2 separate regions of the Homo sapiens genome follow, and region 1 is linked to region 2. A link is an interaction called in ENCODE POLR2A ChIA-PET data of the cell type or tissue named here. Cell type or tissue: A673. All regions are shown on one strand. Links, peaks and the distances in the headings refer to the core of each region. The heading gives the core; the rest is flanking DNA. Region 1 overlaps CAGE1 (cancer antigen 1). Region 2 overlaps RREB1 (ras responsive element binding protein 1).

Region 1 (8,333 bases), core at 3,130-8,129, 100 kb before region 2:
TGCCTGATTTATCCACTGTTCATGGTGAATGTTATGTCTACCTTGACATACTTTCCCTCTAAGTTGACACTATCAGAGTGTAAGACAACCCTATATGAGGAAAGTGTGTTAATGCAAGTAAAAGCCTCTTAGGAAACCTTGAATTACGACCTAGATAGAGCTAAATACCCTGGCTTCACCTTATGGCCAGGCCACCTGGCCTGGCACCTCAAATCATAGAGGGCCTCAGTAACCCTCATAACAGGTGTGTGGTAGCAGGATAATGGCACCCCCAAAGATTCCCACACCCTAGTCCCCAGAACATGGCAGAATGGACTTTGCAGATGTGATTAAATCAAGGGCCTTGAGATTCAGGGGTACATTATCCTGGATTGTCAGGGTGGGTCCAATAATCATGAGTTCTTAAAAGTAGAGGACCTTTCCCAGACATGTCAGAGGGAGATTTGACTACTAAAGAATATTCAAAGCTACGACACTTGCTGGCTCTGAAGATGAAGAGAGGGGACCTAAGCCAAAGATGTGGGCAGCCTTTAGAAGCTGGAAAGTCTCCCCTAAGGCCTCCAGAAAGGAGCGCAGCCCTGTTGACACTTTGACTTTAGCCCAGTGAGACCTGTGCCAGACTTCCCACCTACAGAACTATAAGATAATCACTTTGTGTTGTGTGAAGCCACTAAGTTTGTGGTAATTTGTTGCAGCAGCGACAGAAAGTGAATACAAGATGTGTGACCTCAGTTTTTTAGTGATTTGGATTTCAGTGCCTCATAATATATTGAAGCAAGTTAATATATTATTAACTTGGAACTGTGTCCACAAATTTGGGATACAGAGAGGACCAAACCCAGGATATCTTTGGAGGGCTCATGACTGAGCAGTGCCACCTGGACTGAGTGAACCTCATCTTGGCTTCTCTGCCTCTCACTGGCTGTAGTCCACACTGCCCGGGGAGCAGCTCTCCAAAAGGACTTCCTCCTCTGCTATGTCAAATGTCTGTTGCTGTGAACATGACCCAACATGTGTGTTCAGCCTCTGCCTAACTCACCCCTGCCCTTAGAGCCTACATCTTCAAGGCAGTCAGTGAGGCCCATCACAACTTCTGTGGGTCTGTGTCTGTGCTCTGTGCTGCAGTACACATGGGCAGGCCACTCAGGAAAGGAGGTGCTGAAGAGGTGGCAAAGATACTTAACATCTTTAAGATACAAATTAGGCCAGGCAAGGTGGCTCACACCTGTAATCCCAGCACTTTGGGAGGCCGAGGTGGGTGGATCACCTCAGGTCAGGAGTTTGAGACCAGCCTGACCAACATGGTGAAATCCCATCTCTACTAAAAAATACAAAATTAGCCGGGCATGGTGGCACATGCCTGTAATCCCAGCTACTTGGGAGGCCAAGGCAGGAGAATCACTTGAACCTGGGAGGAGGAGGTTGCAGTGAGCCAAGATTGTGCCATTGCACTCCAGCCTGGGCAACAAGAGCGAAACTCCGTTTCAAAAAAAAAAAAGATGCAAATTAAAACCACAGAGAATACCACTCACCCGTTTTAGAATGTCTAAAATTAAAAAGACTGACTATACTAAGGCTTGGAGAGAATGTGGAGCAAATGCAACTCTCATTCGCTGCTGGTTGGGATGTAAAATTGTACAACCATTTTGGAAAACATTTTGGCGATGGCTTTAAAAGTTAAACACACACCTACCATTATTCTACTCCTAGTTTTTTTTGGTTATTGTTTACAGGGTATCACTTGCTGTGTCACCCAGGCTGAAGTGTAGTGGTGCAATCTTGGCTCACTGTGGCCTCCCACCTCAGCCTCCAGAATATCTGGGACTACAGGTGCACATCACCAGCCCTAGCTAATTAAAAAAAATTTTTTTTGTAGAGCTGGAGTCTTGCTATGTTGCCTAAGCCAGCCTCAAACTCCTGAGCTCAAGCAATCCTCCCGCCTCCGTCTCCCAAAGCACTGGGATTACAGGCATGAGACACTGTGCCTGGCCTACTCCTAGATGTTTACCCAAGAGAAATGAAAGCATATGTTCATACAAATATGTATGAGGTCTTTGTAGCTTTATTTATAATAAATAGCCCAAATCAGAAAGCAACCCAAATGTCTGTCTACAGGTGAATGGGTAAATACATTGTATATATTCATTCAATGAAAATACTCCTCAGTCATAAAAAAGGGATGAACTACTGAAACACATGCAACATAGAAGAACCTCAAAATAATTATACCATGTGAAAAGAACTAGACAAAAAAAGAGTAAATACTGTTTGGTTCCATTATATAACATTCTAGAATATACAAAGTAATCTATGATGACAGAAAGTGGATCAGTGTTTGCCTGGGACTGGCAGAGAGTGTGGAGGTCAAGGAAGGCAGATGGGCAGGAGGGAGGGATTGCTGAGTGGCAAGAAGAAACTTTGGTTGTGGAGGTTGACGGGCAGACTCATTATCTTGATGCTGGTGATGGTTTTGGAGGCATATATATATATATATATATATATATATATATATATATATATATCTCAAAACTTACCTAACCGCAGTCTGGCCAACATGGTGAAACCCCGTCTCTACTAAAACTATGAAAACTAGCCAGGTGTGGTGGCATACACCTGTAGTCCCTGCTACTAGGGAGGCTGAGGCAGGAGAATCACTTGAACCCTGGAGGCAGAGGTTGCAGTGAGCAGAGATTGCACCACTGCACTCCAGCCTGGGTGACAAAGCGATACTCCATCTCAAAAACAAAAACAAATATAAAAACAAACAACAACAACAAAAATTTACCAAACCATACACTTTAAATATGTGTTATTAATCGTGTGTCACTTATACCCTTAAAGCAGTTAAAATTTGTACGTTAGCAGAAACTCAAAATGTTGTATTTCTTTTCATGATAATCTAAAAACCCGGCTTCTGCAGAGCAATTCCTTTACCTTTAAAATAAATATTATTCTGTAAGGAAGCTTTTGCTATTCTTTATTTAATCTGAGGTTAGCAAATTAAAAAAAAATCCATCTGCAGACTTAAAAGGGTTGTTATTTTGATCTTGAAAGCTATTAAAGAATTCAAAGTGTGCCATGAAATCTATAATGAAAAAGAGAAATTGAGAAGGAATTCCACATTGCTTCAGTCAAGTGTCATGAAGCAGAGTGGAACCCCCCTCCAGGATGTAGTGAGGAGATGGGATGAAAAGAGCCTAACATTTTCTACTTCAAAAGTCTTTTAAATTCTCTTCACTTTTGTTCCAACTGTTAAATTGAGGTAATAACAACTAGATTAAGTACCTTAAATAATATATGTTGTTAGAGAAGTGGGACCACTGATTTGATATTGTCCTCATTAATTTATTCATATAAGAGAAAGAAAGTTGCTATTTCTGCTGCAAATTTGCTCTGTTATTGATTCCTCTAGGGTTCTTCACTACAGACATGTAAGTATATTTGAAACATTAGGCTGGGCGCGGTGGCTCACACCTGTAATCTCAGCACTTTGGGAGGCCGACGGGGGGCGGATCACCTGAGCTCAGGAGTTCAAGACCAGCCTGGCCAACATGGTGAAACCCCATCTCGACTAAAAATACAAAAATTAGCTGGGCGTGGTGGCGCACACCTGTAATCCCATCTACTCAGGAGGCTGAGGCAGGAGAATTGCTTGAACCTGGGAGGTAGAGGTTGCAGTGAGCTGAGATCGTGCCACTGTGCTCCAACCTTGGCGACAGAGACTCCATCTCAAATAAATAAATAAATAATAAAACATTAGATGATTAAAAGTCATTTAACATTGTTATTTCATGTTTATAGTTTTTCTTCTATAATTGCTTTGAAAATTAAGGTAACTGCTAGGGGAAATTGTGAATACCATTTCCTGATAATTAATTTCAGATGTCACATAATTTTTCATTTTTAATGGCTTTCTTGCAAATAAAAATTGGACCATAGGTCAGAAAATGAAATACATTAAGCTGAACCTTTTTAAAAACTTGCAGTCATTTATGCAAGGGAGAGTATTTCTCAAACCTGAAAATTATGCAAGGGAGAGTATTTCTCAAATCTGAAAAATCAGTGCTTTACTTCATATAGAGTCAAATATGTCTACCCATTGGCTATATATGGAAAGACGATAAGGAAGATTTGGGGCTGATAAATATTTGTATGTACCAATAGGTGTTCTGTTATTTGTAATGCTGTTTTATAGTATAAAGAGGAAAGGTAAAACCCCATTATAATTTTTGTTTATCTGTTCTAAGTGCAGTCCAACCATTATCTGGTTCATAGCCTCTCATGCTTCACCTACGGTACAGCTCGGTTTAGAAGAATATTGGAATAAAGTATTGCTCAGTTTTCTCATTTGTTCTTGGCATCCATATATAGCTTTCCTGGCAGGTTCCAGATTAGTATGTTTACTGATATTTCTCCATAGATCACAAAACTGGGACATCTCCTAGAGTCAAAAGAAAACCACTGCAACAGACTCATTGAAGAAAATGACAAGTATCAAAGACATTTAGGCAACTTAATAAAGAAGGTAGACATTTTTTTTTCTTTTGTATTTTGAGACAAGATCTCACTCTGTCACCCAGGCCGAAGTACAGTGCAGTGCTAACTACAGCCTCAATCCCCTGGGCTCAAGCAAGCCTCCTTGCCTCAGTCTCATGAGTAGCTGGGATTATAGGCATGTGCCACCATTCCTGGCTAATTTTTAAAAATTTTTGTAGAGACATGGTCTCGCTATGTTGCATAGGCTGGTCTCAACCTCCTGGTCTCAAGCAATCCTTCTGCCTCGGCCTCCCAAAATCCTGGGATTGCAGACCTGAGACACTGTTCCCGGCCTGGTACAAACTGCCTTACAGAAATATTTGTGCCTTTTAAAAACTATGCCAAATATTAATAGAATTTTAGAGCTAAAAAGGGTCTGTGGGATGATGTAGCACATTTATATTGATCCCTTTTACTTCATAATGATATTATAAAACACCCCCATTATCCTTTTAGCTGAAAGCTATCAAAGATTGTTGTGTGTGTCTATCCATTCTGCTGTTGGCAATTTAAAATCTTAGTATTGCTACTTCATTTTCAGGATAATTCTAAATCTTGCCAACTTAGTGTTCCAGTTTACCTTATTAAAACTGCCTTAACTTTAATCAAATGAACTCTAATCCCTAGTTGATGCATACAGTACTTATTTGGAAGACAACTAGATTATGGTTGACTCATTACTGTTGTCCATTTTTTGGTACTTCACGTTTTCTGCATGATTAATGGGCGTGTTATCATTCTTTTCTTTCATGTTCCTGATTTCAAAATGTAAGGAAAGTGTTTTGCCTATTATGAAACTTTCATTAATAGTCAGATAATTAAGCTTCAACTTGTAGTCATAAAAAAGAAAAAAATAAAAATTCTAGAATGAAAAATAATTGGTTTAGCTTATTTTTTTCAAGGTTACATCATATGAAGAAATCATTGAATGTGCTGACCAAAGGCTTGCAATATCCCACTCCCAGATTGCACAGTAAGTTGAAAAAACGAATCCTTAATTTTGTGAATATTTACTAATACCTTATTCTCTGGATTCTAAATTCTTTTTTTCAGACTCCTAGAAAGAAGAAAAATGTGCAGTTTTATTAATTAAGTTCATTCTTTATTAATATAGGTATAGACTGCTTAATGTCTGGACTACTTCAACAGTTAAGCAACCAGATTTTCATCTTCCTTTCTCAGAGCTCCCTTTGATTTAAAGGGGTGATGAAGGAATTACTAAGAAACATTCAGCAATTTTAGAGGACATTATCGTAGTATTCAAGTAAAATCTTGTAGTGCTTAGAAATTACTCACAAAAAGATATTGAATGCACACCAAATTAAACATATTCATACATATATCAAGAAGGAAATAAACTCATGAGAATGGGATTCAGCATGAAACACTGCAAAATTTGTGCTCCTAAACTCTGCATAGTTCTTATTTATTCATTATACTTGTTTCTAATATGCTGCTTCTTCCATCCTTCCCCCAATTTCATATATGCTGTGCTGGCTATCACTGGAGCTAACAAAAGGTCTAATTTTATAGAGACAGCGCCCCCAAAATATGAGCTTTCTATAAGCCTGCCTCACCCAAAATAATTAAAAGTGCATGCATTTGTATCTTAGAAAGTTTGCATTTGGTTTTCACAATTGTTTCTAAGCAGAACAAATGTCAAACAGTTTTTCCATTTTTTCAAACTAATGCAGGCAAGTTTTAAATTTGAAGAGGGGAGAGGATGTTGTATACTCAGGAAATGTAAAATTTGATTCCTCTTCAGCTTATAACCAAGGAAATTCAGCCAATGTTCAATGATCATAGGCCAATGAAATATAAAAATTAAAAAACTAATATTTAAAAATAATATCAAACTATCATTTTGCTGATATTGCTTTGCCTCAGTTATTTTTATTTTTATTTTATTTTATTTTTTGTTTTTTTTCCGTAGGTTATTGGGGTACAGGTGATATTTGGTTAGATAAGTTCCTTAGTGGTGATTTGTGAGATTTTGGTGCACCCATCACCCAGTCAGTATACACTGCACCATATTTATAGTCTTTTATCCCTCATCCCCCTTCCACACTTCCCCACAAGTCCCCAGAGTCCATTATATCATTCTTACGCCTTTGTGTCCTCATAGCTTAGCTCCCACATATCAGTGAGAACATACGATGTTTGGTTTTCCATTCCTGAGTTCCTTCACTTAGAATAATAGTCTCCAGTCTCATCCAGGTCACTGCAAATGCCATTAATTCATTCCTTTTTATGGCTGAGTAGTATTCCATCGTGTGTGTGTGTGTGTGTGTGTGTGTGTGTGTGTGTGTGTGTGTGTACATATATATAATAACAGTTTCTTTATCCATTCTTTGATTGATGGGCATTTGGGTTGCTTCCATGATTTTGCAATTTTGAGTTGTGATGCTACAAACATGTGTGTTCAAGTATCTTTTTCATATAATGACTTATGTTCCTCTGGGTAGATACCCAGTATTGGGGTTGCTGGATCAAATGATAGTTCTACTTTTAGCTCTTTAAGGAATCTCCACACTGTTTTCCATAGTGGCTGTTTACATTCTAGTTTACATTCCCACCAGCAGTGTAGAAGTGTTCCCTGATCACTGCATCCATGCCAACATCTACTGTTTTTTGATTTTTTTATTATGGCCATTCTTGCAGGAGTAAGGTGGTATCGCATTGTAGTTTTGATTTGCATTTCTCTGATCATTAGTGATGTTGAGCATTTTGTCATATGTTTGTTGGCCACTTGTATATCTTCTTTTGAGAATTGTCTATTCATGTCCTTAGCCCACTTTTTGATGGGATTATTTTTTTCTTACTGATTTGTTTGAGTTCCTTATAGATTCTGGATATTTGTCCTTTGTCAGATGTATAGAGTGCGAAGATTTTCTCCCACTCTGTGGGTTGTCTGTTGACTCTGCTGACTATTCCTTTTGCCATGCAAAAGCTCTTTAGTTTAAGTCTCAACTATTTATCTATGTTTTTATTGCATTTACTTTTGGGTTCTTGGTCATGAAATCCTTGCCTAAGCCAATATCTAGAAGAGTTTTTTCCAATGTTATCTTCTAGAATTTTTATAGTTTCAGCACTTAGATTTAAGTCCTTAATCCATCTTGAGTTGACTTTGGTAAAAGGCGAGAGATGAAGATCCAGTTTTATTCTCCTAGATGCAGCTAACCAGTTATCCCAGCACCATTTGTTGAAAAGGGTGTCCTTTCCCCACTTTATGTTTTTGTTTGCTTTGTCAAAGATCAGTTGGCTATAAGTATTTGCATTTATTTCTGGGTTCTCTATTCTGTTCCATTGGTCTATGTGCCTATTTTTATACCAGAACCATGCTGTTTTGGTGACTATAGCCTTATAGTATAGTTTGAAATCAGGTAGTGTGATGCCTACAGATTTATTCTTTTTGCTTAGTCTTGCTTTGGCTATGCAGGCTCTCTTTTGATTCCATATGAATTTTAGAATTGTTTTTTCTAATTCTGTGAAGAATGATGGTAGTGTTTTGATGGGGATTGTATTGCATTTGTAGATTGCTTTTGGCAGTATGGTCATTTTCACAATATTGATTCTACCCATCCATGAGCATGGGGTGTGTTTCTATTTGTTTGTGTCATCTATGGTTTCTTTCAGCAGTGTTTTGTAGTTTTCCCTGTAGAGGTCTTTCGACTCTTTGGTTAGGTTTTTTTTTTTTGTTTTTTTTTGTTTTTTTTTTTTTTTGCAGCTATTGTAAAAAGGCTTGAGTTCTTGATTTGATTCTCCACTTGGTCGCTGTTGGTATATAGAAGAGCTAC
Region 2 (11,112 bases), core at 3,821-8,820:
TAAAAAACAAAAAACAAAACAAAACAAAAACAAACACAAGATGGGCACAGTGGCTCATGTCTGTAATCTCAGCACTTTGGGAGACCAAGAGGGCAGATCACTTGAGGCAGCCAGAAGTTCGAGACCAGCCTGGGCAACATGGTAAAACCTTGTCTCTACTAAAAATACAAAAAAAATTAGCCAATTGTGGTGGCATATGCCTACAGTCCCAGCTACTCAGGAGGCTGAAGCACGAGAACTGCTTGAACCCAGGAGGTGGAGTTTGCAGTGAGCTGAGATTGTGCCATTGCACTCCAGCCCAGGCGACAGAGTGGGGCCCCACATTTTCATTTATCCATATGGATCCCAGCATTATGAGCCAGCCCTGACAAGTGCGTATCAGGAGACCAGGGACCCAAAGCTTCAGGGAGGTAAGCCAGGTGGAGGCAACTGCTCCTAGACTCAGTGCCAAGGTCGAGCCCAGCCACAGGTTCTTAGAAGTTCCCTTTTGGGGGGTAGGTGGTAAAGTTGGGTGGGAGCACCTGTGCCAATGTATGTAGAGGAGTGGCTGCAAAAGCAGGGAAAGAGGCCAGGCAGGAGGCTTGAAGGAAGTTTCCAGTACATATCCTAGATATCAGAGAGTTACCCCAGACCAAACAATGGCTCCATTGCAAACAATTTGCCTTGGTGTTAGCTTGAGGGGCAACTAGAGGTACAACTGAGGGGCAGGAATCTGGAACAGTCTTTAACAGAGCCCTGGTTTGCAAACTTTTCTGGGCTTTAGCAAATTCTCTAGGAATTTGCTAAAAATGTATATGGCTGGGTCCTCCCTCCTGAGATCCTGAATTAGTAGATCTGAAATGCAATTTTTTTTTTTTTTTTGAGACAGAGTCTCACTCTTGTCACCCAGGCTGGAATGCAGTGGCGTGATCTTGGCTCATGGTAACATCTGCCTCCCATGTTCAAGTGATTCTCCCGCCTCAGCCTCCCGAGTAGCTAGGATTACAGACACCTGCCACCATGCCAGCCTAATTTTTGTATTTTTAGTAGAGATGGAGTTTCACCATGTTGGCCAGGCTGGTCTTGAACTCCTGACCTCAGGTGATCTGCCCACCTTGGCCTCCCAAAGTTCTGGGATTACAGGTGTGAGCCACTGCACCCGGCCTGAAATGCAATTTTTAACAAGCAACCCAAAGAATGGTTCTTTTAGTGGGTAGGTGAGTGGGTGGGTTGTACACACAGAGGCACCTGATATGAGCGAGAAAAAATGGTCTTGGAGGCTCTGCCCTAGCTGATGCCTCATGGAGGACAGATGAGCCATCCCTGCAGAGCCCTGCCCAACCCACCGAATCCTGACCCAAAGTTTTGGTGTTCTTCGTCATGCAGCAAAAGAGAACTGGAACAGTTGGGAATTTACTCAGTGACCCTGGGAATATGTATGCCAAATATCTATGTGCCAAATCACAACAGTGCCATGTTTCCTAGAGGCCACGCATTCCTAGTTTTCAGTAACTCCCTTTTCAGTGGACGACACACACCACCCATTCTTGGGGACTTCTGTTTTAGGATTTTTCTGGTGGAGAATTTCATCCCAACAAAAGCACTCAATAGCCAGCTGACCTGGGCAAATCATTTCAATGCTCGTCCCTGCTCTGAAGGAATAAGGATTTTTTTTCCTTCACAGCTCACTGGACTTGGGTGAAGAAAAGAAACAAAAACCACAGGAAAACACTGCAGTGTGCAAAGTCCTGTACAAACACATCTGAGAATGAGGAAGGGAAAAGTGAGGCCCAATGAAAAGAGCAACACTCACCAAATTAACACGGTATTTGAGAAGCGAGATGACTTCCTTAATTTTCTTTATATTTTCCTGAAGCTCCTAAATTTTCCACACTGAGCAAGGCGTTACTTTTACGTAAATTCCCATAAAAGAGTCATGTCAGATCCATGGAGGAAGGCAGGGCTGGGGAGCAGCTGAGCCCCTTGCTGGCCCCACAGCCTGGGAAGCAGATGCCACCGTGGGGACATGAATTCCTGCCCTGACAGCTGGGCAAGACTTGAAGTGGTGAACGGCAAGGGCCAGGGATGTCACTTCCCCACTGGGCTGTGGCTTCCTTCCCCTAACAGTAAAACGGGAAAGGAGTGACCGCTTGTTTCTTATTTAGGACACTGACTCTGGCAGTCTAGAATTGGAGGGGACTCTTTTGTTGCTAAAGAGCAACCTTCAATTACAAGCTTAAAATAAGCCTAGTCATCCTCCCTCACTCCTGTCCTCCTCAGGGAGGTGGTTATGAAGGGGAGAGGCCTGAGCGCTCCAGGCCCAAGGCTTAACACCAGGACAGGCAAGCAGGCAGCTGGCGCTGTTGGCCAGTGGTTGGAGGCCCCACTCGCTCCTCAGCCCTTTCAAAGTAGCCTTTGGAATCCACAAGGATGGCAAACAGGCAGAAACCCCAAACAAGACTCTTGGGGCACTCGGGTTTAGGCAGTGGCTGAGTCTGTGCTGGGGCTGGAGTAGGGACTGTGGAAGGAACCTCTGGAGGGCCAAGATCGGCACTCTCTAAAGCCATATGTGGCTTCTGCCCACTCATTCTGAGATGGATTCTGTCTTTGAGGGGGAGAATCCACAGCCGTCTCTGCAGCCAGCTGCCGAGTCCGCCATCCACCTTATTCTGAACCAAGCTTTGGGGTCTAGACCGGAGCTTCTCAAACTTCAATGTGTGCACATATCCACTGTGGCCCTTGTTCACATGCAAATTCTGACTCAGCAGGTCTGGGTGGGTCAGAGGTTCTCATTTCTTTTATTTTTTGGTTTACGTTTTTATTTTTGTGAAGATGCGATCTCGCTCTGTCAATCAGGCTGGAGTGTGAACATAGCTCACTGCAGCCTTGAGCTCCTGGCCTCAAGCGATTCTCTTGCCTCAGCCTCCCAAAGTGCTGGGACAACAGGCATGCACCACCGCACCAGGTCAACCTGAGGTTGCCATTTCTAACAAGCTCCCAGGGATGCTGATGCTTTGGGTCTTCAGACGACACTCTGAGCAGTAAGGTAACAAGGGACTAGGCCTCATCCTGGGTGCTAGGTCTATGCCGCCAGCTCCCCCATCCCCATGCCCCATGCCCTCCTCCAGTGGAGGAGGCTTTGGTCCAGGGTGGGGATGCTGGATAAGCACCAAGGCCCAGGCAGAGTCCTGGGGCCATGGGGAGGTCACAGGCTGAGCGGGAAGGTAGTGGGATTACAGGGCCAGAGGAGGCCAGGTAGGAGAAGGTGACAAGACTCCCTGGGGTTCAAAGACAGTGCCTGCATCTTGGTGATCTCCCACAAGGCCCTCCTCTGGCTGTTCCCCGCACTGTGCCATGAATGTGTGTGGTGAAGTTCTACCTACTTCCTCACCAGGCAACCAAGGAAGCATTCCCATGAGAAGACTGTAGAAACAATAACGAGAGCCCCTAACATGCACCTTATGTAATTAACTCATAGCATCCACACAACAGTGCCCATGAGGCAGGTACTATCGCTATCCCTTTCTTAGGAATGGTGAAATTGAGGCACAAGGCCATTCACCAGCCCGAAGAGGCAGAACTGGGATTGTCATGCCAGCCAGCTTGTCCCCAGCAACACAGCTCGTGGCCACTTCTTTGTCCTGCATCTCTAACACAGCGCAGGTGGTTGGCTATGTCTTTGGGCGGAGGACCTGAGGTTTGAGATCCGCTTACCCAGGGCTAGTACATCTCCACCTGCCACCGCCCACTCAGGCATGCGGATCCCCCAAGCTCCCACATATAAATGTGTGTTAAATTCTACGTCTTTCAACAGAGGGGCCTGAAAAAGCTTAAGGACCACAGCCACAGCTCTGGTCCTGCAGGGAGGTGGCACTTAGCAGTGTATGGTACAGTGCACTCAATGCATTTTAGCATTATCCACAATCAGCCTCCTCCACAACCAACTTCTTTCAGTGTTCGTTTTTTTTTTTTTTTTTTTTTTGAGACAGTTTCACTGTGTTGGCCCAGGCTGGAGTGCAGTGGCGGCATCTCGGCTCACTGCAACCTCTGCCTCCTGGGTCCAAGGGAGTCTCGTGCCTCAGCCTCCCGAGTAGCTGGGATTACAGGCACACACCACCACACCCAAATTTTTTTGCAGTTTTAGTAGAGATGGAGTTTCACCATGTTGGCCAGGCTGGTCTCGAACTCCTGACCTCAAGTGATCCTCCCGCCTTGGCCTCCCAAAGTGCTGGGATTACAGGTGTGAGCCGCCACTCCCGGCCCAGTGTTTGTTTTTTTGAGATGGAGTCTCACTCTGTCGCCCAGGCTGGAGTGCAGTGGTGCGATCTCGGCTTAATACAAGCTCTGCCTCGCGGGTTCACACCATTCTCCTGCCTCAGCCTCCCGAGTAGCTGGGACTATAGGCACCTGCCACCATGCCTGGCTAATTTTTGTATTTTTAGTAGAGATGGTGTTTCACCGTGTTAGCCAGGATGGTCTCAATCTCCTGACCTTGTGATCCACCCACCTCGGCCTCCCAAAGTGCTGGGATTACAGGCGTGAGACACCGCACCCAGCCCCCAGTGTTGCTTTTTGAGAGCCACTCCCTAGTTATAGGAGTTGAGGCTCTGCTAGGAGTTGGGGCTCTGCTGATTGCTATTTTACCCAAATGTGAGTTTTAACCTGCACCATCCCCAGCCCTAGGGTTGCTGTCCCCTCCCGTCTCACCAAAATCTGGTCACACTAACAGATTTTGTTCTCCCTCCACTAGGTGCTGACTCAATCACTTACCACTGGGTTGGAGGAAGAAGAGGCGAGGCGGACTTCTTAGGCATTATTGCACAGGAAACAAAAATGCTGGCTTTAGCCAATGACAGAGTGGCCTGCACTGTGGTGCCTCATTAGGTCCAGCCTCCTGGCCCTGTGCACCCAACACCAAGATCTCCACTCTGAAGCTCTGACAGTGGCCATGCACTTAACTTTCCACATGCTCTCAAAGCAGCTCTCACAACTGCAGCCGAGTGCTTTTACATACAGCAGGGTCTTGCTGTGTCCCCCAGGCTGGAGGGCAGAGGAACGATCGTAGCTCATTGCAACCTCAAACTCCTGGGCTCAAGCGATCCTCCTGCCTCAACCTCCCAAATAGCTGGGACAACAGGCATGTACCACCATGCCAAGCTAGTTCTTAAACATTTTTTTCTAGAGATAGGGGTCTCACTATTTTGCCCAGGCTGGTCTTGAACTTCTGGTTTCAAGTGAATCTCCTGCTTTGGCTTCCCAAAGTGCTGGGAGCATAGGCAAGAGTCACTGCCACAGCCTCCAGCGCAAATAAAAATGCTGCCTGGGTGACAAGAGCTTTCCTGGGCACCTGTGACTCCCCCCAATGGTACTGCACACCTGGGACCTGCCCCAAGTGGGCTGTGGGTTTGGGGATGGGATCACAACAAATCACAGGACGGCCACGTGACCGGCAATCTGCAGCTTTTAAAATATAACATTTATTGCTTAAATGGTTTGATACAGAACAGCTTTCTTCTCATTCTGAATTTGGAAGTTCTATACAACTGAATACAAAGAGGAACAAAAAGTACCAAAACCAAACTTGTGATTCTCTGTTCATGTGGCATAAACCAGTTTTGTACATAACATGTAGCAGCAGTTTTTAAGTTCCCTTTAGAAAAATATGAATTCTACAAATTTATTATTGTTTCCTGTTTAATGCATGGGCTGAAATCACTAGGATCAATTTCCTTCTTGAAGAAAGAGGAGAGGAAAGAGACGAACAGAGGGTCAGAACGCATGGTGAATCTTCCAAAACTGGCATCCGACTGTTACGTAGCTTCCCCAGCGCTGCTTGGAACACAGCCCTCTGGGTTGTTTTGTTTTCACAGCCAGGTGTTTCATGTAGTGATTGAATCTCAGCATCATGTCCATTAATCAATGAGAAAAAAAAAAAAAAAAAAAAAAGAGAAAAAACTTGCACCTCAAAAAACTTTTCAGAAGATCCATATATATATATTTTTTTGTAAAAGCCCTGAGAGAAGGAGAAAGAGAATCAAACAAAATGTATAGAAACAAATTAGCTGGACATGCAAACTAAGCTATGATTCACCCAGAGTTTAAACAAATCACAAATTTCACAGTTTAATATTGGGGGGTGGGGGAAGGGCAAAAACAACAAACAAATAATACGTTTCTCCACCTCACTAATAAAATGTGGCAAGACCTTATTGACTACGAGGGTACAGATCAAGGCTAAGTAAAGCTTTAAATCAATAGTGATTATTGCGAGCGGCAGCCCCAGCTACACACGTCGCTGGGAGCTGATTACTGCTACATCTCACCGCAGCGTAGAGTTTAGTCACAGCTTCTCCCCACAATATTGCAAGTTTAGTGTGGAGAGTCGCAAAGAAAAAACACAAGAAACCCCAAATAATAATAACAACAAAAACAACAATAACAACTGTAATAATAATAATAATAATAATAAAAACCCTAAGGGATGTATGAACTGGTTTTAACTAAGTAGGCCAAGGGATCATTGGTTCTGATTTGCATTCATCTCTACAGTAAATAAAACCTCGTTTTTAAACTGGTTCATACACCCCTAATACAGTTAAAAATCATATATACCTCAACCTTTTTTCCTTTCGTATGCGAAGATATCACTTTTCATTATCTCAAGAATATCTATCTTCCTGTGAAGTCTGGGAGGTTGGATTTCAGAAACTGGTGAAGTGGCGGAGAAAAGGGGGCGTGCACGTTTCTGTGTGAACAAGTCTATGTAAAGGAGGAGCACTGGGGCCAGAAAAGGCCAGGGGAAGGAAGCTGGGGTACAGGGGTGCCTCCCCAGGGGAAGGCAAGAGGCTCCATACACTGCAGCAAGCACAGGGGTCCCCAGCAGCAGGCTGGCTGGGGACCCCTGAGGTCTTGGCTGAGGGACCAGGAGCTCAGGTGCAGTGGGGTACATTCTCCTCCCTGCAGGCGGAGACAGTGAGGGAAGTCTATTGCCTGCACAGGATGCTCATGGGTAAAAATAACCCTGCCTTTTTGCATCCAGGGGTGTGGGCTATTTAAGAAACTAGAAACAGCACATTTATCTTCAAGCACCAACCCCACATCGCAGGAAGGTAAATATAAACCTATTTCTTATCTGACATCTTGCATGTGTAGTTTTATTACCAGTAGTAGTATTTCCTTGCTTTGCAAATGACAGTAGCACAGCTGGGTAAGGCTTGGATTAGGCTTAGCAGGAAGACTGGGAATACCTCGCTCACGAGTAATGTGCCTGGTCACTGGGTCACTGCTTTGCTTTCTCCAAAGTCATCTCTGCAGTGCTCCAGGCACGGCCCTGGCTTCTTGATGCCTGTTCCCTGGATGCATGCATCCTCACTCCACCCTCTCTGAGCTGCTCCTGGACCATGCTTGGGAAGACTGCTCACGGCCCCTTCTAAATTCTGCAGTGACAGAAGAAAGGCTTGTCTCATTACAGTAGAAGAGCTACCACCCGAGGGTGCCAACCACAACCGCAGGCACACGTTAACACGGGGACCTGGGTGCGGCACAGGTCTCCCAGGACAAATATTGCCCATTTGATTCTGCTCACTGCAGAGAACAGCAAACTGATGAACTAATAATAATAATAATAATAATAATATTAATAATACATATACTGAAAGGGAAGAGGAGGCAATCAAATATATCCTATCCGTGCATGTTTTCCATAGGTTAAGACGCCAGGGGAGTAACTCTTCTCTATAGTTAAGAATGGATGTCTTGAAACTTGAACAGTGACCATGTCTAATGCTGACAGACTGGAAATGGACATGAGGCTGAAGCTAGAATCTTCCCTGGTTTTGGCCTGAAACCATATTGGAAACCTTCATCAACCACATCCTGTAATACCAAGGACCAGATGACAGCTCCACCATGAAGCACAAAGAAAAAAGGAAAATGTCTATTTAAGAAATTATCATCTTATCCATCTTTCCTCTGGTCATTTACATGAAATTCACATCATTTTCTTCCAGTTATTGGCTATGGGTACCCAAGGGTATGTTTTTTCCTTCTGTTTCCAGCTCACAGAACAAACGGTGCTATCACAGATTCACAAGAACAAGCTCACACACACCAATACAAAATAACGCTAATGCTCAAATGAAGAGGTCCTCTCCAGACAATTCATTATAATATTTGTTTTGTTTAAGAAGTCATTTTGGAAAAATACAACACCCATGATAATATGGAGGGATCCGGTAAGTAGTTAAGGCACTGGAATCGGCACGGGCTGTGGCCTCCCGCGCAGGCTGCGGTAAGGCTATGGCACTGAGCGAGCAGCCACGCTCCTGCTTGTCTCTCTCTCTCTCTCTCTCTCTCTCTCTCTCTCTCTCTCTCACTCCTCAACAGCCAAAGGGCACTGAGGAAACCCCATGAAGTATAGACGCTTTGCTCTGCTGGCTTTTGTCTGTGCTGAGGGGGACTGAGGCTGTCACTCCATCCCCACGAGCTGGGAGGCGCCATCAGCTGTGGCCAGGATTGGGTGGGCAGGCCTCTTGCTGCGCGGCTCCAGCAGGTCCTGCCCCAGGGCCGCCGGGCTCTCTGGGTTAAGGTCACCCTGGCCAGGCTCAGACGGCCACCCTGCCGTGACCTTCTCCTCCCTGTGGCTGCAGTCCTTGGTGGCACTGGCCAAGCCCTCCTTCCGGCTCCGGGTGACAGCCATGTGGTTGCTGGCATTGGGAGCCAGCTCAGCCTCGTTCTCTGAGACGGCGTTGTTGCCGCTGTGGGTGGACTCATTCTCGCTGTCCTCCTCACCCCGCTCTTCCTTGTCGCTGTCCTTCCCGTGGTGTTTGGCATGCCTGGCTTTCTGGTGGATCCGCTGGTGGCGAACCAGGCTGTGCTTCAAGGTGAAGGTTCGCTCGCAGGTCTGACATTTGTATGGCCTTTCCCCTGGAACAATGGAAGAAAGAATTTCCATTAACCAAAAGGCACCAGTACCCACTGCACCCTGCTCTGCACAGGAAGAATGAGGCTCCCAGGCTATGTGCGGGGGGCCAGGACTCCGTCCTACTCAGCCAGAGGCCTCTTCCTTGAACCAGCAAACTGAGGACGGACAAGCTCTGTTTGCTGGTTCAAGCTGTCAGTCTGAGACCTTTCCTCTCCTTCCTCTCTCAGCCCAGGCACTCTACATACTGATCCAGAAAACCCAGGTCCCAGAAGCAGAAGCCTCAGGAGATGTGCAGACTGGCCTCGACCAGAGACTGGGAAGGAATCTAGAGGGGGACAGGAGTGGACCCTCTCAGGGATCTGTATGGACAGCAGCACCTAGGTCGGGGGCACCAGTTACCCTCTGCATTGCGATGTGGTGCAGCGGGGGCTTTCCTGATGGCTCACACGCCAGGCCCAGGGCAGGGCCCACCACGCTTGTTGGGAGCCCAAGAATATCCCTCTTCTGAGAGCCAAGGACCCTGGCCCTTCACACGGGCAAGCGCAGGGCAGAGCCGACTGCGCTGGGTCGGGGCACATGTGTTCACTGCGGGCTGCAGCTGTGACAGGGAGGGAAGCTGCGGCTGAGAGGAGGGACAGGTTATTTTGGAAAGAAGAAGGATATATCTCTGGACTCCATGAGCATATTCAGGTCTTTGTGTCAAAGTAAGCGCCCCTGCTCTGGGGTCTGCAGCCTCCACCCTGCAGGTGGTGGGTGAACTCTAGAACGGTGTGAAGGGCAGTGGCTAAGGGTCCTGTCCCAGTCATCTCAGCCGAACTGCACGGCTAAGAAAGGAAAAGGCCCTCCTGACCCTAATGGATCACCCAGGGTGCCTGCCCCACAGCGGCCTGGGGCAGTGCCTGTCGTCCAGGCCACAGGACTAGACAGGACTAAGTGGCCCAAATGCCCAGCACAAGCACCCTCTCCTAGATACCTCTATGAAACAGGGCAGCTGTTACCCCCACTCTACAGATGGGGAGGCGGAGGCAGCAGAGCTAAAGGCGGATCACAGCGTTCTCAAAAACACAACGGCCAAGGACCCTCTCCTGCCTGGCTGCAGGAGGCCTGCACCGTCTTCAAGGGCTGAGAGTACAACTCCTTAAAACTCCTAGTTCACGGGCTTAAAGGGCACACCGGCAACGTAAGCAAACGTTCTCTCGGTGGCCTCCAGCGCCGCTTCAGGGGAGCTCCTAGGAGAGGTGCCCGGCTCGCCTCCTCTTGTTGGGCCGGGGACCTGGCCTGCCCTGGTTACCTGTGTGGGAGCGCATGTGCCGGGTCAGGTCCTGCAGCGACCAGAACCGCTTGTTGCACACGCTGCAGACCTTCTTCCTCTTGTCTGCCTTGCTGGCCACGCTTTTGGGGGAGTCTGTCTTTGGTTTCTTGTCATCGTCGCTCTTCTCTGAGGACCTTTTCTCGGCCGCGCTCTCCCCGTCGGAGGGGCCCTCCGTCTCCTCCGCGAGCTTTTCCGCCGGGGCCTCCCCGGCACCCGGGGCCGACTCCACCACCTCTGCCGGGGTCTCGGGGGGCTTCTCCTCCTGTTCAGGGGCGGGCTGGGGCCCCTCCTCTGCAGTGCTGGCGCCATCTCCCTTCTCGTCCTTGGGCTCCTGGCGGCCGTGCGCCTTCCGGTGGCGGCTCAGGGTGCCCAGGAACTTGAAGCTCTTCCCACAGGTGTCGCAGGCGAGCTTCTGCTCCTGCGAGGCCGCGCCCCCGGCGCCTGCCTCGCCGTCGCCCTCCGCCAGCTTGAAGTCCATGAGCTTGGTGGCGAAGTCCAGGTCCAGGCTCTGGTTGCTCGACGCGTCCTCTTCCGCGCCGTCGGCGTCCCCAGTGCTCTCCTCAGTGCCATGCTCCTCCTCCGGCTCATGGCTCTCCCCACGCCCGTGCTCTTCCCGGTGCACCGGCGAGGCCGTTTCCGCCGTGGCCTGCTCCACAGGCGCATCCCCTGCGACCTGGCGGAGCTCAGTGGCGCCCTCCGACGGCTGCTCTCTGTCCCGTGAGGTGAGGTCTAGCACTTCGCCCGCGGCGGCTGCAGTCTCCGCATCCGACTGACTGTCTGTGGGGCAAGCACAGCGGGGAGGGCTCAGAGGGGCACCACCAGGTACGCCCATGCCAGGGATGTCGCCGGGAATGGGCTAGACCCACGCCAGCAGCCTGAACCCCAAACCAGTGAGGAC

What was found. ChIA-PET counts read pairs that join two places held together with the same protein. Peaks named below come from ENCODE experiments on the same cell type or tissue, not always from the same donor. Only the 100,000 strongest peaks of a DNase experiment are listed, where the experiment ranks them.
Region 1: POLR2A ChIA-PET joins it to region 2 with 5 read pairs; 3 of 35 experiments call an interaction of 5 or more read pairs at or near these places.

Annotation. Positions count from the first base shown.
Region 1 is chr6:7,352,217-7,360,549 of GRCh38, reverse strand. It overlaps CAGE1 (cancer antigen 1), which reads left to right. Exons shown (of 14, transcript NM_001170692.2): 10 at 4,421-4,525; 11 at 5,439-5,509. Among named protein-coding and RNA genes, the nearest start is that of CAGE1, 33 kb to the left of the region's middle. In A673, for the core only: no CTCF peak of the experiment used is centred there; no DNase peak of the experiment used is centred there.
Region 2 is chr6:7,246,303-7,257,414 of GRCh38, reverse strand. RREB1 (ras responsive element binding protein 1) reads right to left here. Exons shown (of 13, transcript NM_001003699.4): 12 at 10,194-10,991; 13 at 5,435-8,904. The coding sequence ends at 8,447. Among named protein-coding and RNA genes, the nearest start is that of SSR1, 61 kb to the left of the region's middle. In A673, for the core only: no CTCF peak of the experiment used is centred there; no DNase peak of the experiment used is centred there; H3K27ac peaks cover 347 bases.